Regions from separate parts of the Homo sapiens genome. Here region 2 is linked to region 1. Evidence: chromatin contacts called from ENCODE Hi-C or POLR2A ChIA-PET data. All regions are on one chromosome and are shown on one strand. Each heading gives the region's core, a stretch centred on a gene start or an enhancer-like site at or near the end of the contact. The rest is flanking DNA. Distances are from core to core; before and after follow the strand shown.

What was found. A loop is a pair of places that touch in the nucleus more often than their neighbours do. ChIA-PET counts read pairs that join two places held with the same protein, here RNA polymerase II (POLR2A). Pooled maps may share reads with other maps.
Region 2: a map with no recorded cell type shows a loop between it and region 1 (4-fold over the local background). The contact joins the promoter of TTC39C-AS1 here to the promoter of CABYR in region 1. A Hi-C loop is called at or near these places in 2 of 168 maps with a recorded cell type or tissue (GM13976 and adrenal gland), 1 of 37 single-sample maps with no recorded cell type and 4 of 50 pooled maps. POLR2A ChIA-PET finds 5 or more read pairs at or near these places in 14 of 52 experiments (A549, AG04449, AG04450 and 9 more).

What each region holds. Positions count from the first base shown.
Region 1 is chr18:24,136,321-24,143,587 of GRCh38, forward strand. It overlaps CABYR (calcium binding tyrosine phosphorylation regulated), which reads left to right and starts at 2,742. Exons shown (of 6, transcript NM_153769.3): 1 at 2,742-2,798; 2 at 6,771-6,939; 3 at 7,040-7,093. The coding sequence starts at 6,795. RefSeq lists an enhancer at 2,327-2,386.
Region 2 is chr18:24,013,533-24,021,084 of GRCh38, forward strand. TTC39C-AS1 (TTC39C antisense RNA 1) reads right to left here and starts at 1,928. Exons shown (of 6, transcript NR_110796.1): 1 at 1,772-1,928. It overlaps TTC39C (tetratricopeptide repeat domain 39C), which reads left to right and starts at 1,222. Exons shown (of 14, transcript NM_001135993.2): 1 at 1,222-1,506. The coding sequence starts at 1,340. RefSeq lists silencers at 459-1,378, 1,459-1,638 and enhancers at 6,466-6,515, 6,536-6,625.

The DNA.
Region 1 (7,267 bases), core at 1,492-3,991:
CTAGAAGAGGAAATGCAGAAAGAGAGAAGGATAAGGGGAGCAAGAGAAAGTTGGTCCATAACAGATAATGCTCCTTTTTCAGTAAAGTATGCAGAAATCACCAAGAGCACAATTTAACTGGCTTTCTTGTGAAAGCTAGCAAGGGGGCTGATCTCTGTCACCTAGTTGACTTGGGTATGAAATAGAAGCAACACACTTGAAACCCAGGTGACCTCTATGTAATGCCTAATTCCTCCTCCCAGAGGCCAGTGGTTGTCAATTTCCGTGTTTTACATAGAGATTCTGGTTTGGTAGGTTCTAGGTAGGGCTTGGGAAGGCATTTTTAACAAGCTCCTGGGATGATTTCTTATGCAGGTGATGTGGATTAGAGAAACATTGCCCTATTCATCTTTTGTTAAGGATTTGGTAAATCTGGGAGAAGAGTCAAACACAAGCAGAATTATATAGAATTATATAGCAAGGATAAGTCATAGAGCATACATCATGGGGCCACTGAGAAAATGCTTCTAACCCACTGGCTTCCTAAAGTAGGAGATTTCTGAGATGAGTTCTAAAGGAGAAGCAGGATGCAGTCAGGTGAAAACACTTGCTGGAGCAGCATCCAAGGCCTTGGACCTAATGAGCAAAAGCACAGAGGTGATAAGCGACATGTGTGTTCAAGACTCTGGAGGGTCAAGTGGGAATCACATGGTGAGACATGAAATACGAGAGGTATGCAGAGGCCACACCCACAACCATGGACTTCCATAGGGTAAGGATTTGGGGTGTGGGAGAGGGGCAGTGGAAGGTACATTTGCGTTTTAAATCATTGGTGACCAAAAAATAACATACTGGTGATTGAAAGGGAGATGAACACAAGCCAAGATTGTGAAACCACATCAAATCATTAAGAGTTCAAGAAATCAAAGCAGCGATGGGCAGTGGTTTGAAAATTCTTGGTTAGATGTTTACATTGTAACAATTTGCATTTCAGAATGACTCAGCCAAACAGTCACTGAAGAAATGGAGAGTAAAATCTTGTTTTTTGAGTTACAGGTATTTCTGCATAATACCTTACACCTAATAGATGTTTGAGATGACCCACCAAGGTTACGTTAAAAAAACCATAAATGTCTCCAATTCCAAAAGACACCATAGATGAGGTACTTAGGATTTTCAGTAGCTCAGTTCATTATGTCTCTGACACCTAAATGTGTTATAAACCAAGCTATCAGAAATCATGACAGCCTCATCTCACTTTTATTTACATTACCAAAGTGGTGCTGGAGGCAAGTGATGAAGGATGAAAAATATCTGCAGACCCACCAACATACTCAGTCTAAAAGCATTTCTCCCTTTTTTTTGTTTTGTTTTGTGAGACGGAGTCTCGCTAATTCTCCCTTTTTAAGTATGTAAACTTCCCGAGAAGAGGGAGCTTTCCTGGCACTCAGTAAAATAATTATTAAGTGGATTAATGAATGGCACCAGATAATGCTGACTGAGGCCTTAACATTGCTTTTATTGCAAAGTGCTCTGGAAGCCCTAATTTTTTCTGAATTAAAAAATAGGGTTTTGTTTTATTTTGGTTTGGTTTTTGTTTTGTTTTGTTTTGTTTTTGGTCAGATATCTGCCCTGGCGATGCTCTTTGGTTTAAAGTAGTTGCTTTTTAAACATTTGAAGATGGATCAAAATTAAGGCTGCTTGTACTCTGATAATCATGATTATGGTGTTATTTAGAGCCCAGCCCAAATACCTGAGCCTAAATGAGTGAAAGAGCAGAGAGTGGGCGTTTTTTTGTTTTTTTTGTTTTGTTTTTTGTTTTTTTGAGACGGAGTCTCGCTCAGTAGCCCAGGCTGGAGTGCAGTGGTGTGATCTGGGCTCACTGCAACCTCCGCCTCCCAGGTTCAAGCAATTCTCTGCCTCAACCTCCAGAGTAGCTGGGATTACAGGCACCCACCACCACGACCGGCTAATATTTTGTATTTTTAGTAGAGACAGGGTTTCACCATCTTGGCCAGGCTGGTCTTGAACTCCTGACCTCGTGATCCACCCGCCTCGGCCTCCGAAAGTGCTGGGATTACAGGCGTGAGCCACCGTGCCCGGCAGAGTGGGCGTTTTTAAATGAAGCAGTATTCCTTTAGTTTGGTAAAATTGAGCTGAAGTTACACACAGTAACACCTTGACTTGTTGCTGACGGTGTGCTTTGTGGGGATAGTTGGTGTCTGATCTCAACTGTGGAGAAACAGGAAGTTTCTGGATTCATGCTGAACTCCCATTCCACAGGCGAGTTTCACAAAAGAAAAAGTGCTCTGTTGCATACAATTATTCACTGTGTGTCTACAACGTGGCAGAAATTATTATTCCTAAAGGTGACCGAAGAGAGCTATAGTTTATGGGGCCAGGAGCAATGTGTGGAATGGCGAGGCAGTGACAAGACAGCACTGCCATAAATCTCTTACTTTCTTTCCAAACGAGCTCTAATTTTAAGCTCAACGACCAAAGACGGAGAGGCAGTCGCTTTGAGCTACTCCTGGCTATTTGTTGGGAAATCACCTAAATCCGTTCAGATTTAGCCAGAAAAGGGGAAATAAGTCTCCCTCGCCGGCCAAATCATGGCCTTTGTCGCTTTCGGCTCCCCATTGGCTGCGGCCGCTGTGGCCCCGCCTCCTTGAGTGGTGCGGAGCTTTGTGATGCGGAGCTTCGTGATGCACGCCCCGATGCCTGCGGGGCTATAAAAACGCTCGCAAGCGCCAAGTCTCCTCAGGAGCCGCCGGCAAGGGGGCAACGAGGAAGCTCTTAAGAGCGCGGCCGGAAAGCAGGTGGGGAGAATCTGGAGAAAAGGCGCACCCTGCGGCCTCGGAGACCATTATGTCTCAGGGAGTCTCTCGCAGTGGGAGAGGTCGTCGGGGCAGGCGGAGGGTCCTCAGAGTCGGGGGTGGGGGGCCTGTGGGGCGGCCCCGGCCCACACCGGGGAGTGCGGCGACCAGACGGCCAGCTGCCGAATCTGAGGCCTCGGTGGGTCCGTCGCCCGCCTCTCTTGGACAAGTCCAGGCGATGTGAGCACGCCCAGCCTCCTACATTTCACTCCCGTCTCTCCCAAACAGACCTAGCGCAAAACGAGCACTGACACAGCGGGGGCCCACATCCCGGAGGTTCTTTAGGGAGAGGTCGGGGAGTGCGGTTACCTATGGCTCCGAAGTCCCCGCTGGCATCCTGAAAGGCATCGTATTTCTCGCTTAAGGCGTTACCCTTGTGGTAGTGGGCGCATGGACGTTTACAGTTGGGCGGGGCAGGATTTAAATTCCGCCAGTGGTGGACCAGTATTGGTGATAGGAGAGATCTGGGAAGAATTATTAAGCTGTCGCTTTTAAATAACCCTAATAGTGTTTGTGACAATTTTACCCGTTGACTTTTCTCAGCTTGCTTAGGACAGTTCTTTGTGGGGAACTGAACTGTAGGACGTTTAGCGTCCCTGGCCCCACACGTTCCCAAAGTCGGGGTGAGAACTAGTGGGACGGGGGATCATGGAGTGCATGGCCGCTGTCCCCACCTTTGGTAGCACCAACTGCTAACTGCCTCCTGAAAGGTTGTTGGCGCCATCATGGTTTCTGGGAGCCACTTTCTTTTTTATTCTTTTTTTTTTTTTTTGAGACGGACTCTAGCTGTGTCACCCAGGCTGGAGTGCAGTGGCGCGATCTCGGCTGTCAGCTCCGCCTCCCGGATTCACGCCATTCTCCTGCCTCAGCCTCCCGAGTAGCTGGGACTACAGGCACCCGCCACCACGCCCGGCTGATTTTTTGTTTTAGTAGAGACGGGGTTTCACCGTGTTAGCCAGGATGGTCTCCATCTCCTGACCTCGCCTCGTGATCCGCCCGACTCGGCCTCCCAAAGTGCTGGGATTACAGGCGTGAGCCACCGCGCCCGGCCTCTGGGAGCCACTTTCAAAACGGTCTATCTACTCACTTTGGGTACTTAAAGAAAATTAGACATATGATATATATGAGTATGTATCAAATATATATATGTATCAAATAGTATGTATGTATCAAACATGTCATGCTGCCTATGCCCCTTAGCATTTAGCATGTGGGACTGCGGAATCCCCACTTCTGATTTTTTAAAAAATTCTTTTTTTGTGAGTACACAGTAGGTGTATATATTTATGGGGCACATGAGATGTTTTGATTCAGACATACAATGTTAATCACATTGGGAATGGGGCATCTATCCCCTCAAACATTTATCCTTTGTGTTACAAACAATCCAGTTATACTCTTTCTGTTATTTTAAAATGTACAATTATTGACTATAGACACCCTGTTGTGCTTTCAAGTAGTAGGTTTTATTCATTTTTTATACCCATTAACCAGCCCCACTTTCCCCCTCCCCCACCCAGGCCCCATTACCTTTCCCAGCTTCTGGTAACCATCCTTCTCTATGTCCGTGGGTTCAATTGTTTCAATTTTTAGCTCTCACAAATAAGAGACCATGCAATGTTTTCCTTTCTGTGCCTCACTTACTTCATTTAACATAATAATCTCCAGTTCCATCCACTTTGTTGCAAATGACAGGATCTCATTCTTTTTTAATGGCTGAATAGTACTCCATTGTATGTATGTACCACATTTTCTTTATCCATTCATCTGTTGATAGACGCTTAGGTTGCTTCCAAATCTTAGCTATTGTCAACAGTGCTGGAACAAACATGGGAGTGCAGATATCTCTTCTGTATACTGATTTCCATTTGGGTATATACCCAGCAGTGGGATTGCTGGATCACTTCTGGTTTTTTAAAGATGGTTTAATTCAGTAAATCTGTTGAATGATATCGTAAAAGGAAGTTTTCATTAAGGGATTCAATTATACTTAATTATATACTGAAAGGATTTGCTTTGGCCAGTACAGATTCATTTTGTCCTGACCTTTGGGAAGATGAGATGTGTTTTTAAGTATTGAACATTTTGCTATGAGATATTCGTTACTTTATAATAGAAGCTGTGCCCTTCTATAATTGTTGTAACTGAACTATGCCACTTAACCCCGTGAAACTCATTATTTACTGTAGGGATGTTGTTGAGGACATGGTTCATTATATCACACTATTTGCTTTATAAGGACTTGGGGGAGAAATTTCTCCTGGGTTTCAGTATCCAGAATAGCTGTGGTTCTCCCATACAACTGATGTGTTTTTCACCTCAAGAAACCTGAATCATTTAACCACCTATCTCCTATTTTGTGATGGCTGCTTGGTAGCTTAGGGGCCGATTTGATGCCCATCTTTATCAAAGTGAAGGAGCTATGGCATGCATTGGAGTGCTAACTTTACCTGTAGCTTCACCTTGTTTTTCCTATCTTAGTTTTCCTAGGGATTTTCTTAAATATTTAATTTTGTTCTTTAGAAGCCTTAGGTGATTTTTTAGGAGTCAGAATACATACACCCTGACACAGTTTCAGGTGGCAGCCTCTGCAACTCTGAGAATTACAGGTTGGTCTGTGCAGTATCTCTGATACCACTTAAAAGGCAGAAAGGCAGAAGGGGAAACATAAGGGAAAATTTGGGAAGAGGGTAAGGGAGATATGAGAAACGAAAGGTACAAATGACAGTGGGTGGTATAATAATACCACAAATAAATTATACTCACACTGATTAATGTTAAAAACAAAGTTATTCCTGCAGGTACAAAGCAGGCTGAAAAAACCCCAAAATTTAAAGCTAAAAAATGCACACTTAAACATGAGCAATGGTCGGGCACGGTGGCTCATGCCTGTAATCCCAACACTTTGGGAGCCTGTGGGTGGATCACAAGGTCAGGAGTTCAAGACCAGCCTGGCCAAGATGGTGAAACCCTGTCTCTACTAAAAATACAAAAATTAGCCGGGCGTGGTGGCCAGTACCTGTAATCCCAGCTACTCGGGAGGCTGAGGCAGAGAATTGCTTGAACCCAGGAAGGGGAGGTTGCAGTTAGCTGAGATCACGCCACTGCACTCCAGCCTGGGTGGCAGAGCGAGACTCCATCTCAAAAAAAAAAGCAGCATGTCTGAGAATATATTTAGAAAAATAAGGAAAAACATTTTCTTATAGAAAAAAACTTATCTTGTAACTGTTTGATGAATATATGTACAGAAGGGCCAGTGCCTGTGTGGTTTGGAAGGACTTGTTTAGAAACAGATACATGAAATGTTAACTGCACAAAATATTCACTGAATTTTACAGAGGCAGGTCTTGTTTTTTGTTCTTTGTTTTTAATGTCCTCAGGGTCTTGGCAGGGCTTTTCCTATGGATTTCTATCATGGTACTAGATTGCTCATCTGCACATAGTAGGCTATTGTTAGTAGGGTTGTGTGTTTTTTTTTTTTAAACTACCATCAAGAATTAGCCCATTTTACTAAAATGAATACCTACATATTAGAACTAAAGCTGATAATTTTAATAGGAGATAGTTTATTCTTGGAAACTATAGTTAACTCATAAGGACTATTTTAGTCACTTTGGGAGGCCGAGGCGGGCAGATCATGAGGTCAGGAGATCGAGACCATCCTGGCTAACACGGTGAAACCCTGGCTCTACTAAAAAATACAAAAAATTAGCGGGGTGTGGTGCCATGTGCCTGTAGTCCCAGCTACTCAGGACGCTGAGGCTGGAGAATCGCTTGAACCTGGGAGGCGGAGGTTGCAGTGAGCTGAGATCACGCCACTGCACTCCAGCCTGGGTGACAGAGTCTCAAAAAAAAAAAAAAAAAAAACCTATTTTAGTAAAACTAATTACTTCTAAGACTTTTTCTTCATTCTAGTTGAGTTACAGACATCCTGCCAAAATGATTTCTTCAAAGCCCAGACTTGTCGTACCCTATGGCCTCAAGACTCTGCTCGAGGGAATTAGCAGAGCTGTTCTCAAAACCAACCCATCAAACATCAACCAGTTTGCAGCAGCTTATTTTCAAGAACTTACTATGTATAGAGGTTTGTTATTCCTTTATATATTTGCTGCTTTGAAAAAGAAAACATTTTAAGTTAGGAATTTCATGTATCTGTATTTGATTTCCTGTATTGATTCCTTCAGGGAATACTACTATGGATATAAAAGATCTGGTTAAACAATTTCATCAGATTAAAGGTAAGTACCACAAGTAGTAATAGTTTTAATAATGATGTTTATTAATTATTGCATCATGACTAGCATATATTCAAACTTAAGAATGGTGCCCACAAATTATTTTATGTTTAATCACATTGTTCCTTTTTAAAATATATATATATATATTTTTAGAGACATGCTCTGTCACCCAGG
Region 2 (7,552 bases), core at 678-3,177, 120 kb before region 1:
GAGTTATTTCTAAACCTGAGGATTGCTTTCATTTAAAAAAAATTCTGTTATAAATGTTTCAGCAAAGTTTCTTCAAGTTGAAATTAATAAACTACACTCTAAAAACGACAGCGACTCAAGGAAGGTTGTCCAATTTGGCATTAGAGCATAATCTTGATTGCAACACTACATTAAGGGATTTTGCTAAATTAGAGAAAAATAAATTTGTGGAAAAAACATAAAGATGATTTATGAATTGCTTGTCTCTAGAATATTAGGCATCCAGATATCACCAGCCCATCATCAGAACAGTGAGACTTCTGTGATAATGGTTAAATTCAGTCACTTTTGATGTTTTGCTGACATTTGGTCATATGAACGCCAAAGCTTTGCAAGAATAATTGGCAGTGTGAGAATAGAACACACTTTGGCAGCTGAATTTATAACTTTTAAATATTTGGGCACATGGCATATAGGCCTCCATTTCTCCTCCTGCCCCACTGCGCAAATGTTGGTGGCGGGCTGGAGTGGGTGGTACCGGGATCCGAGGGGCTCTGCCTTGCAGTCCCGCAGCGCGGGGCTCCGGGGAGCTGCGGGGCAGGTGCCAGAGACCCCGCCCCCGCCGCCCACCTCCTCGGGAATTGGCTGCCCTGGTCCTAGGGGGCGGCCCCAGGGTCGGGATGAAGTCTGGGGTCGCGGGCGCGGGCTGCGTGGGGTTTCAGTTACTCGTGGAGTTTCAGTTACTCGTGGACAAAGCGCCGCGCGCTAGCATAGCGGCCCGGGCGGAGTTCCCCTTCCCTTTCCCTTTCCTTCCACATCCGCACGCTCGTTCTCCCTCCGCGCCTTGCCCTCCTCCCGACTCCTGGGTCCGGCCCCTTCGGGGGAGGGTGGGGCGCTCGGGTCTCCGGGTCTCGCGTGCGTGTGTCCGAGCAGTCCTGGGCGGTGGGCGAAGGCGCGGCTTGGGGACCCGGGAGGGGCCGGGGCGCGGGGGCTGCAGGAAGTGGAGGCGGCCGCCGCTCGGGGACCGGCTTGGCGGGGTGAGAGACACCCGGAAACGGATTCCGCTTCGGGGCCCGCGCGAGTTGGGTGCTTCGGAGGGCGCGAGAGGAGCGGGCGGGTGCTGCTGAGTAATCCCCGCGGCGGCGGCCGGACGCCCACCTCCCACGCCGCGCCGCAGCCGGGCCGCGGCTCCTCCCTCCGCGGTCCTTCCCTCCTCTTCCCTCCCGTCTTCTCCCCTCCCCTCCCCTCCCCTCCCGGCTCCGCTTGGCTCCGGGCAGGTAGAGCCGGGCTCCGGGCGCGCGCGGGGCCGCAGCAGCTGCTCCCGATCTCGCCTCGGCCCAGCGCAGGGCCTCGCACGCCCATGGCCGGCTCGGAGCAGCAGCGGCCGCGGCGGCGGGACGACGGAGACTCGGACGCGGCAGCGGCGGCGGCGGCGCCCCTGCAGGACGCGGAGCTGGCCCTGGCCGGCATCAACATGCTGCTCAACAACGGCTTCAGGGAGTCGGACCAGCTTTTCAAACAATACAGGTGACCCACGCGTCCCCGATTCCCCAACCCTGCAGCGCGCACCTCGTGTCCGGCTCACGCGCCTCGACCTGCGGCCCCCGGGAGCCCCCTCCCCCTCCTGTCGGTCACCGATTCCGGTCCTCAGGTCTCCTCCCTGGCAAGATCAGCCAGAGGGAATGCGCCTCTGCCACATCTCCTCGTCCACCCCCTACCCCCGGCTCCGTTGTCCTTTCCCTCCCGGGACCCGCCGCGCGCCCGCCCCGCGCGCCCGCAGTCCCCCTCTCACTTTCTCCCAGCCTCGCCCTCCCACAGACGTGCCCGGTGCCGGTAGGCTCCTCTCTGCAGGGCAGCTGGCTTTGGGACCGGATGAGATTTGAGGCAGCAGCGAGCCTGGGACCCGGGCTTGTCGTGACTCTGGCTCGCGTGCTGCCCCGGCAGCCTTTGTGACACGGAGCCCTCCGGCTGCCTGCTCCTCGCGCCTCGCATGGCTCTGCAACATTGTGCAATTCCAGACGCTTTTATTGTTTGAAAACAGATACGCACAATTGCTTTGCCGTGCAGGAATTTAAAAATTTCAGCTCAACTCTGCCCACTCATCTCTCTGCCTTGTCTTCTGCAAACTCAGTCCTCAAAATGAGTTCCTGATGTCTTTCAAGCAGGCGTTATTTATTAAGAATTTTTCCAACGTAAATAAAGGAAGGAAGAAAATGGAGGGATTTTTAAAAAGTATGAGAATGGTAGGAAAACACGTGTGTTCAGTTAATTTTTTATTTGTCTTTTAAAAAATAAAGCGAAAGAACTGAAACCTGGTAGTTTTCCTGTGGGAGTGGAAGGAACCTTCATTTCTTTGGGGACCTGGAGTGTTTGTTCTCGGGTTGAGGAAGCAAGTTTGTGATTTGCCGTCTGATTGTTGACGAGCCTTAAGGACGTTGATTAGCAGCTTTCCCCAACACGTTTAAGGACCACATGCTTCACGCTATGGAGACCCTGTAGTTTGGTTGGAATGAGAGGACCAATGTACAACTGTGACCGGGAGACAGAGTCTGTAAGAATGAGAATGCCTAAAGTCTCAGACCTCAGAGAATGGTGGTTTCTACCCAGCAGAGCTTCCACCTTCTTAATGGCGAAGCAAGTATCTCACAACTGTGAACTTTTCACTAAAGCCCTTTTACTTTTAAATCGGTGATTTTTTCCCCCCTTTGGTCTGAAAGTAAAAACAACTTCGCTTTACTTAGAACATTTCATTTTTAAAGCATACAGGTCTGGTTTCAAGATGGAGTTTCATCAAAGGCTGTTGATGGGGGATTTAAAAGGTTTACTTGTCACACAATTTCTCTTTTGTAGTTTTTAAGAAGCCCTCAGGAAAAAAGGTGTGAATATTTCCTGTACCGTGCTATGATTCCTTTTTTAGACTACCAGTTTGTGTCGTATGAGAGAAGGATGGAGATAGTTGTAGAGTCAAATTTACCCTTTTTAGTTGATGATTTAGGTACTTGCATGTTTAAGTACTTCTTGCTTTGAAGTCTCCTGTGATATTTATTTTAATGGTCTTTTTTAACCCTTCTTTAGTAGGCGAAAATACTACCTTTACATTGAAAGCATGAAATTTTTGCACTATCTAAGAAATTTTATGCACTGTTAATAGAAGGCAGTATATGAGTGGTTGGAAAACTCTCTCCCAGCAACAGCAGAGAGATGCCCCTTCAAAGATACTTCTCTGTGGGTGAGTGCGTTGGAGGTGTCCAGGGAATATTTACCTTGTATAGCTAGGTGCTGTCTGCTTGTATTTTGAAATGGGAACTGAAGATAAGGCAGGGAAAACTGTAGTACCTCTTTTCTGCCAAGCACAGTGCTAGACACATTCCCTTATATATTCTCACTATTCTCATGACAACAAAAGAGTGAGGTGTATCTTATCATGACAGTTTTGTAACGAGGGACATGAGACTTAGTTTTTACTGTGGACCAGGACACAAACACTATAGTTCTAAATCAAGGACTCTTTTCATTTTACCATTCTGCTTCCCTCACTAAATTTATGATAATTTGTCATCTGCTCTGAGACCTTATTTTCCAGCAATGTTAAAAAGCCTTTTTTAGAGATGGTGGGAGGGAAAAAGACAGGTAGACAGAGATGGTATCATCCTATCAGCTTTCCTTGGCTCCATCTGATTTGTTTGTGGTGTGGACAATCATTGCGTTCTTCCCCCCTCCCAAAAGGTGCTTCTGATGTATGTTTTGGAAAGCACGGTTGCATACAGGTGTGATCATGGACCAGAGTCCTGCAACCTGGGTTCCAGTCTTTTGCCATTTTGTGGCTGCTGACTTTGGTTTCTCAAAATTTGCTTCCTTATCTATAAAATAGGAGTAACAGTAAGAGTACCCACATTATCGTGTGGTGGTTAGAATGAAAAGAAATAATCCATGGCCCCGACTAAGTGTAAGCACTCAATAAACTCTAGCTAGCTTCTGTACGTGGTGCCTTCCCCGCTAGTATTGTGTTTTCTTCTTGACTGCATAGTTCGAGTACAAGACACAATGTCCTGTGTGCAGGTAGCTTTTCTATTTAAAGTTCATCTTACGTATTACGTATGAAGGATTTAAGACTCTGTTATGCATTGGGAAACTTCCCTTTCTGTTCCAAAGTTAAATGGCCTGCTGAAGGCTCAGCAGTGACTTGATAAATGTTTGAGGAGCACCCCCCTGGCTCATTTTATCTACATAACAGGGATAGGCAAATTACCCTCTCTGTCTCCTTTTTTAATGATTGTTTATCACAGGGGGACACCCTTCCTCTACTAGTAAACCTTCCAGAGTCTTATTGTTACAATTTAACAGTAGAAACGTATTTTGTATCTAGTGTAACAATATTTTTTATTAAAGCAAGAAGGTCATTTTCTCATGCCACCTTACTAGAATGGTGAAAGTTTATCAACAGCTGCCTGATGAGAAATGGTTACTTTGTAGAAACAGATTATCCTGAAGGCCACTCTTGAATTCGTGGCAAGTCTGGATTGTATAATTCAGATATTATGCATATAGGAATTAGAAATATATGCACAGTTAGAAGCCTTCTTTTGGAATATAGGGCAGCTCCCTGGTTGGGATTTGAAACTGTAGCTGCCTTTCTATTGGAAGTATAGTAATAATGTAGCAACAAACTGCCCTTTGGTGGTGCTGAGCCACCATTATGCACTTTGAGGTGTTTTCCCAAAGGTTAGGATAGATTTGTCCTGCTGGAGGGCGCTTCTGCTTTGAACCCAAGTCCATGTGTTTGTAAGTTCGTGATCTTGACCACCTGAAGTCAAGTTCCTGATCTTGGTCTTAGTGCCCAGTGCTCTAGTCTAGCAGCAGTCGCTCCCCCTCCACACACACACACTCATTCCCTTCCTCACTCACTGTTTGCATATGTGACGTGCACTCAGACCTTTAGTTGCTCAGGCACATAAGACAGGCTGTGGGTTAGGTGCCAAAGACATGTGCTAGATATTTCGGTGCTGCAATGTAGGTGTAGGTAAAGCTGATGGTGATAGGGAGGCTGGGAGACATACGCATGGTCCCCTGGAGCCTGTGGAAGAAAAGAGAAGCAGCGTCTAACTCAGCCTGAAGGACAGTTTTGTGGAGGAAATGATGCCTGAGCATTATGATGGGGTAGAAGAGAATCAGTTGAATGAGGAGTTGGGAGGGGCGGGGCAAGGAGAAAAGGAGAATGTGAGAGGTGGTGAGGTTTAAACGGAAACCTAGGAGAGGAAACAGCGGAAAAACCCACGTGGAGACATGAAATGACATTGGGAAAAGAGTGGTCAGAACTGCAGGCTCACAAGTGTTGCTAGGCCGTTGCACTGGATGGCTTGTTCTGCACTTATTTTCTTCCTACCACTGGTCAGTCCATGTTTCCCATGGTCGGTGCTTTCCTCAGGTTTACTTTGCTACTGGGTGTCTCGTCAACTCACTTTTCACCATGACCATTGTCCACAGCGTGGCTGTCACAGCCATAATTCACCGTTGGCTCCTTGGGACTTCAGGATCCTAACGTCACCACCTTTTTTCTCTTTATGGCTTGACATATTACTTTTTAACAGAGGACTGGCAGTAATGAAGCACATGGAGGCCTGAGGAGCGTGAGACGTTTGGAGCTTCTGACCCAAATGAGCTTCGCAGTTCTTATTTCTGCTGCCCTGATGCTGAGCCTCCCTCCTCCCCTCTTGAGGTTACCAGCCCATCTCCCGCTTTAACTCTTGGCATTCTTTTTGATCCTAAGACTTCTGCAGTCTTTACCTCTGCCAGGGCTACTACCAGTTTCTGGCTGTAGATATTTTAAAGAGTCCTACTTACTCATGGTCAACTAAAATAGGAAACATGTATCGTTACTATGAATGTTTATTGGTACATAGTTGCTATGAATTGTGACACTTCCTTTTCCATTTTAAACTATAAAATGGCGAAAATGTATTAAAAAGCAAGAAAAATGTATAGTAAGTAATGTGAGTGTACATCAAAGGAATGTATGGACCCTAAATTGTTTAACACAGTTTTTGGCGCATGTGACAAAGCCATATGAGAAAGCCATAGGATCTGTGGCCTCATTTTGTGAGCATGTTGATTGCAGAGCCAGTGTTACCATACAGATGGTTCCATATAATCCAGGAGTTGGTAAACTATGGCCCGTGGGCCAATTCTAGCCTGACACCAGCTTTTGTAAATAAAGTTTTGAGACACAGCCATGCTCATTTGGTTATGTGTGGTCTGTGGTTGCTTGTGCACTACACCTGCAGAAATGAGTAGTGTCAGAGACCATATGGCATGCAAAGCCTAAAATATCTACTCTCTGGCCTTTTACAGAAAAAGTTTTTTGACTTCTGAGAAAACCTCAGCGCTTCCTGGAGAAACTCAAAGGCGCTTGTAAGAGATGTTGAGTCAGCAGGCCTCTGAGCCTCTTCTCTGCCTAAAACCATGTCAGATTCTTGGGAGGACTGGAAGGACTTGCAGGCTGTCCATGATTTCTAGACAAGTCATCTGCTCACAGACAAGAATGTGTCTCTGCCTTGCTCCTGGAGACGATAGGAGAGTCCACAGATGCAGAGATGTAAGAAAAGGAGAAGAAATGAAAAGCAGAAATGGTTTAAGGGAACTGGCGGGAAAGACAGGAAACTCATCTGTTGACTTTTTCCATCCTCTTCAACTCAGTGGTGTGTTGGAAAAAGGCATCTTTTTTCCCCCAACTATTACACTGTCTGAAAAGGTCCTAATTAAATATTCATTAAAGATTCATTTGGCTTGAGATTCCTTTTAAAATGCCACTGCCTGTAGAATAATAGGAGAGTTTGGAGGAAATTATCAGGAAAAAAATACCTGTGCTATAGTGTAAGTCTCTGTAAGTGTGTACAAGTGTACAAGAAACACTTGTACAAATACACAATGCGAAAGATGTGAGCCTTTAAAAGAATGTGTTCTCTAAGTCACATATGTAGTTATCCCTCAGTATTCATGGGGGATTGGTTCCAGGACCCCCAGCGGATACCAAAATCTGTGGATGCTCAAATCCCTGATAGAAAATGGCGCAGTATTTGCGTATCACCTACACACATCCTCCCATATACCTGAAATCGTCTGGTAACTTATAATACCTAACATCATGTAAGTGCTATGTAGATAGTTGTTATACTGTGTTGGTTAGGGAATAGTGACAAGGGAAAAAGTCTGTATATCTAGTACTAATGCAACCTTTTTTTCCAAGTATGTTTGATCTGCGGCTGGTTGTGGAATTCGCGGATACTGAGGGCTGACTGTATTGTATTAACCGATTGAGTGAGATTACCTTTTTTCCCCTCATTTAGTTGAAAGAAGCTATATTGAGTGAAATAAAGTTTTGATGAGGATTTTTTTTTTAAAGGGAGAGAGAAGTAATATTGAAACATGGAAGCACTTTCTATTCTAGTTACACGAAACCACTTGTAGATCCCCAAACGTGGTATTTCAGGAGCCTAGACCTTTCACGCAGCCTGTTTTAGTTCCTGAAATATCATTTTTGCACCTGGTCTCCTTTCCCAGGGTAATCCTCCTATTT